Regions from separate parts of the Mus musculus genome. Here region 1 is linked to region 2. Evidence: chromatin loops called from intact Hi-C (ENCODE). Cell type or tissue: heart. All regions are shown on one strand. Links, peaks and the distances in the headings refer to the core of each region. The heading gives the core; the rest is flanking DNA.

Evidence for each region. A loop is a pair of places that touch in the nucleus more often than their neighbours do. Peaks named below come from ENCODE experiments on the same cell type or tissue, not always from the same donor. Only the 100,000 strongest peaks of a DNase experiment are listed, where the experiment ranks them.
Region 1: it touches region 2 in a loop (2.1-fold over the local background); 15 of 42 quality-filtered maps call a loop at or near these places.

What each region holds. Positions count from the first base shown.
Region 1 is chr10:93,080,621-93,083,534 of GRCm38, reverse strand. It overlaps Cfap54 (cilia and flagella associated protein 54), which reads left to right and starts at 1,913. Exons shown (of 68, transcript NM_001347060.2): 1 at 1,913-2,270. The coding sequence starts at 1,939. In heart, for the core only: a CTCF peak has its summit at 1,828; a DNase peak (open chromatin) is centred at 1,884; H3K4me3 peaks cover 1,010 bases; H3K27ac peaks cover 542 bases.
Region 2 is chr10:93,143,787-93,146,700 of GRCm38, reverse strand. Gm40741 (a long non-coding RNA gene) reads right to left here. Exons shown (of 3, transcript XR_871952.2): 2 at 2,725-2,914; 3 at 1,229-1,384. Among named protein-coding and RNA genes, the nearest start is that of Gm40741, 2.0 kb to the right of the region's middle. In heart, for the core only: no CTCF peak of the experiment used is centred there; a DNase peak (open chromatin) is centred at 1,410; H3K4me3 peaks cover 31 bases; H3K27ac peaks cover 657 bases.

The DNA of each region.
Region 1 (2,914 bases), core at 312-2,811, 63 kb after region 2:
ACTGCGAGTGAGTGAGGCATTGTTAGCAGAAGAGAGTGCAGGGCGGGTGGGGGAGGGGGACGCACGCGATGACTAAGATAGACCGTTTCATAATTCAAGCACTTGAGTTTCGTCACATTTCTTTTTCCACCAGCGACTTTGAAATCTGTACACTACGAGAAAAGGTCATTCGCAAGAAGCTGGGAAGGAGCGAGCCCACTTTGTTCTCTGCTCTCTCCTCTCCTCTGACCACTTTAATTTAATTGGATCCTGCCTCCTGCCGATTCTATTCGTTGCTACAACAGATCATTCTCAGTGGCAATTTGCACTGGCTTTTGATCTGAAGTGGACAGAGCTGCTATCTGCAAACAAGGGAAAATGGGATCTGGGAGAATTTACCAAGCCTATTACTAAAAGGTGTCTATTATTTTTTTTTCTTTTTTTTTTGGCAAAAGCTCAATGGACGCCTCCCCCTCCCAACCTGCATTCTTTAAATATGTTAAAGTTTGTTGCTCATCTCCAATACAAAATATTGTGCATCAAGAATAGGTGCTGCCTCTTGGATGGAGAACTGGGCCCTGACAGAGAGGTCCCTGCTCTTGTGTGTCACTGGAAGATTCTTTAGCCATAATTACCTGCTCCAATAAGTGATTTCCCCTGTGATCTTCCTTCCAAGAATATTAAGGTACAGTGCATAGGACAGAGAAGACCAACCTTACAAATTAGTACAGATGCTTGAAAGAAATGGGCTTGGAGCTGGAAGAGATAAGGCTGTGGCCCAGTGAGCTTCTTTACTATTCAGTGGATACCAAGGTCACCGTCTATATTTTGCATGTGAAAGAATTGGTAGTCGTTTTCAGTGTTTAAAGACCTTGTTTTTGAAGCCAACCTCTCTATCTCTGGTTCTTCAATATTTCTTTGGGCTTGCATAATTTGTAAGGAAAAGTATGTCCGCTAGCTGAAATTCAAATCCCAAATTAATAAATTTGACTCATTGTGGCCCATGAGATGCAAGAAAAGAACATTTTTTAGTGTTAAGCATTTCCTCTGAGACCTACAGTTTGTCCATCAGAGAGAAAAAAAAAATCTCCCATCTCCCCGTTTAAAAACAAAAAGTATTTGGAGAGTTAACACTTCAAACCATTTAGCATATATTAATGTCAAGGAGTTAAAGTTGAGCAAAAGGCATATTGATTTAGAACACCGTGACATTTAGGATAAGGCTGAAGTGGCAGTAACTCATGATCATTACTCACAAACTCAAACTGCAGCGGGAAGAGAACATAGCCACACAAGGTGCTTGTCTTAACCAGATTGTCAGGGAGTTCCCTAATTTCGGTTTGGGAATTCAGCTTCAGTGCTTTCTCTTGGGGGCATCACCAGGACGGCAGATTTCTTATGATCACTGGCTTTGCAGCACATAATTAGGACTTGTCCCCTGATTCTCAGTTATCCTCTGAGTTTGGTCAAAGTCAAGCTATGTTCCCCTAAGCTGTGAAACCGAGGAGATAGGATAGAAGCTGAGGTATGAAGTCATGACGATTAATGAGACAGGTAATGTCTCAAAATGCTTGGAATAATGCCCAATACATCTTAATGATTGTAACCATGGATATTAGTAGGTGGTCCAAATAGGGAAAACATTGTATGAATTTTTGATGGTAATTTTCTTTATTGGTTCTTTGCTTTAAAGCCCTCTCTCAAGCGGCGTTGGATGTGAATGTCCGTAATCCCAGCACTCAAGACACTGAGGCTGGAGGATAGTGAGTTTGAGGCCAGAGTGGGTTACACACATAGCCAGCCATTCAGAGCATCCTGCCTTTCCAGGCTGTTTGTACTTTCCTCACCCTCTAGGGGCCGCTGTGCTTCCGGAGAGCGTGCAGGTGGCTTGGTTGCCGGGAGATCGTTGCTTGGCAACCGCTTGTCCACCAGCCTCTAGCCTGCTGAACTCTGATAGACATGGCGTCCTCCAGAAGCTCCTCCAGTTCTTCTGAGGAGTCCCCAGACTCTGAGACATCGGTGTCGCCGGTGCATCTGCCCCCAACGCCGCCGCCGACCTCTACCGCGGTTCTCAAGTCGCCCAGCGAGTCCAAGTCGAGTTCGACCGACCCGCCGCAATGTACCCACTCCGAGGACTCGCTGCCCTCTGCCGCCTTCTACGGGCCCCTGGACAGTAAAAACCCACTCCTGGCCTCTTGCGAGAAGGAGATCCGGGAGCTGTTGGGCTTTATGAAGAAGAAGAAGGCTCTAGCCACCTCAATGGAACAGAAGTACGAATTCCATCGGAGGTGGTAAGCTGAGGCAGGGTGCTGGGGAGGGCGCCTGGAGATGCCATTGGAGGACCACGACAGGGGTGGGGCCCTGGAGACAAGCTGAGCTGTAGCCACTCCCAGCTCTTACAGCCCTTAGCTCCCCCTACACGTTTCATGTCTTCCTTCTCAGGTCAAAATAAAAATCTGCACAGAAGTATTTCCTAACACTGGGTTTGGTCTCAGCGTTCTCATGGCCTCTCTTGGCTCACTCATGGGTCGCAAAACAGGACAAAAGTAGACTTAAGACCAACTCTGAGGCAGTTGCTCAGGTCCTTGAATTTAGGTCTCAACCAAGTCTGTCATATTGTGAACATGTACATTTTATTCTCTTTATATTCCGTTGGGATTACAGAAACTTCTTTTCCCCTTGACTTGGTGGCTCTTTGTGAGCGTCTGATTGGGTTTTTTGTTTGTTTTTCCAACTTATTTCTGTGAACTGAAAACTACCAGTTTCTAAGATTTGGTTTTGTTCATGTTGCCATCTTTTTTCTGGTCTAATGCTTTCCAAAATGAGTAGTTTCAAGACATAGGGAAGCAGCGAAGAATACCAGACAGGCAAATAACTTTTTTTTTTCTGGTGAGTATTTTAAACTTACATGTTTTGGTCATGCATTTAATCTGAT
Region 2 (2,914 bases), core at 166-2,665:
TAATGGTTGAGTGTTGTTTTCTTAAATTGTTTTGTTTTGCTTTAGTTTGACACCAAATAACTCTCTTATGTGCTTATGGGATGGGCCACCAATGAAATACAAGGACTACAATATAATGAATTCTCACAGGAATAGTCCTAGACATCTCTTCAATTTTGGCACCCATTTAGTTTGATCTCACTGACAATAGATTTGCTCCGCATAGAAGAACAGTACGCTCCTTGTCCTGGCTTATTCACACAAATGAAATAACCAGTGAAGAATCTGGATGTATAAATACAAAAGAAAAAAATTCCCTAAAGTGACTTTCAATATCCAGACTGTTCTTGTATGGCATGAGAAGAAATCACGGTCTGTTCTTAGATGGCAATATGTTGATCCTCTACTTTAGAATATGACTTTTTAAAAGATATTGCATTACTGTCTTTGGCTTGGAACTCCCTATGTAGACCAAACTGGCCTTGAATTTATAGAGCTGTGCTTGCTTCTATATCCTGAGTTCTGGGATCAAAGATAAATGCCACCAAGCCTGAAATCTTCCAATTTTAATAACAGCAAAATGGAAAGGCTGGGTCCAGACTCAATGGAATTCTCTAAAACTCTTCATTTCATTTTTTCAAAAGAAGTTCTTTACGATAATGTGGTTGCATCTTTTCCTCTTATCTTCACATCTACAAACTCGGCCACCTTTGCAAAGTCTGTAGTATCCTTGTCTGTATGAGGGCTAGGCTAAGATGCAGACAGAGTTGAACTTTGGGGTCAAACCTCTCTAAACCTTCAGAGGCATGCTACCTGTTTCTAATGTCTGTTGACTTTAGTCTCCTTAAAGGTGGACATATTTCATCAGCCTTCAATGGAACCAGTAACTCCAGTATGGGAATAGTTTTGAGCAATTGCCTTATTGATCTCTTGGTGATAACACTACCAAAAACACTCCTAGCTTATTACCTTCCTTTGTCTGTCTGTCTGTCTGCCTCTCTCACTCTCTGTCTCTGTCTCTCTCTGTTTCTGTCTCTCTCTGTTTCTGTCTGTCTGTCTGTCTCTCTCTGTGTGTGTGTGTGTGTGTGTGTGTGTGTGTGTGTGTGTGTGTGTGTCTTTCTCCACTCCCAAAACTCCTTTTTTTCAGGATTAGTTTCCCAAACAGCAACTCAGGAACTTCTCTATGGAACAAAAGCAGGAACCTTAAAATAACGCAACTCAATAAACCAACAAGCCACCTTTTTCTCTGAACATTTTTTTGAGGTATGAATTTTACATTTTGAGGCAAATCTCTTTCACTGCCAGTGAGTCCAAGTCTAGGATCTGGAGCAATCGGTGACTTCTGCGGCTATCGGCGAACTCATGCCGGGACTGTGGGCAGGGACTGTTGGCAGGGACTGGTGAGCTGTGTAAGGTGAGGTGTAAGCCGTGACTCAGAGTGAGGCAATCAGCTGCTTTCTTCATCAAAGCAGAAAAACCGGGTGTGTTGCCAAATGCTGCACAAGCGCCGTAGTCTCAAAGTTGCGTTTGCAACTGTGGTTTTCATTGGGAAGAAGTAACTCTTTCCCATTTCAGATAACTGGGGACTTCACACACACACACACACACACACACACACACACACACACACACACACACACACCACTTTTATTTTTTTTTAATTTTTTAAAATTTATTTTGGTTTTTTTCGAGGCAGGGTTTCTCTGTTGTAGCCCTGGCTGTCCTGGAACTCACTCTGCCTCTGCCTCCCAAGTGCTGGGATTAAAGGCATGCACCACCACTGCCTGGCAAGGGTCCACAAAGGCACCCCTTTCCCTCCTACACCGAACCACACCTCCACCCAACCCCTTCCTTTCTTATCTTTTTTTTAATAAAACACAACAGATGCCATTACTTTCTCCTTTCTAAAAGTGATAAGCTTAAGGTTCAAAAAGATTCCACCTCTGGCCTAGAACTACACAAACAGCTGCTGTTCTGAAGTGTATAAGCCCACATAACTGTGCTGTGGTGCATGCATAGGCTCTGTAATACCACAACATGTGGTAGAATCAGAGAAGTGGGTGAAAAGCTAAGAATAGGAAGAGAAAGCATGATTCTCAGCCAAAGGGTAAATATAGAATATTGGGAGGGGTGGAATTAATTGGAGGAGTAATGAATATTTATATGAATGAATAGGAATATGTGGGGGGCATGTTTCAAAAGAATCCTGTGCCCTTTACTCTAAATCCATAGTCCCCCAAATTTTCTGAGGGTGACTTGGGCTCCACCTTGGCAGTGTTTATCAGGAATGGTTGTCCCCATTTATAGTCCAAAGCTTTAAATTTTTGCATTGCAGGGGCTGGAGAGATGGCTCAGTGGTTGAGGATACGGACTGCTCTTTTAGAGGATCCTGGTTCAAATCCCAGCACCCACATGGCAGCTCGCAATTGTCTGTAACTCCAAGATCTGGCACCTTCACACAGATGTGAATGGAGGCAAAAGATCAATGCATATGATAGCTTTAAAATGTTTGCATTATAAATAGATGCACTTTAAAAAAAAATGGTCAACGGGCCCTTAGGGACTTGAGGGGTGTATGTCAGTTTTTTTTTTCCCCCTAACACTCAATCACACTTCCTTTTCTGAATCGCTTGTTTTGTTCATCTCGGAATCCTCCCAGCTCAGCACAAAGTATGGCAGTTCGTGAGTATCCAGTGAGGAGTCTGTTGTATGGTAAAATAAGGAATGCGATTGTGCGGCACTCACCAGACAGAGTGCAAGCATCCAGTAGACTTGAACCATGCAGCTGTTAGTGGCAAGAGAAATGTTTAGATCAGTCCAGTCCCACCAAGGATTGCTCTCCGTCCTTTCCATCAATAGCACAGTGGGACTGAGAGCAGGGGTAGTCCGCGCTTCCAAGGGTTTCTTATAAACCCTTGTTTGGAAGGGCACACGG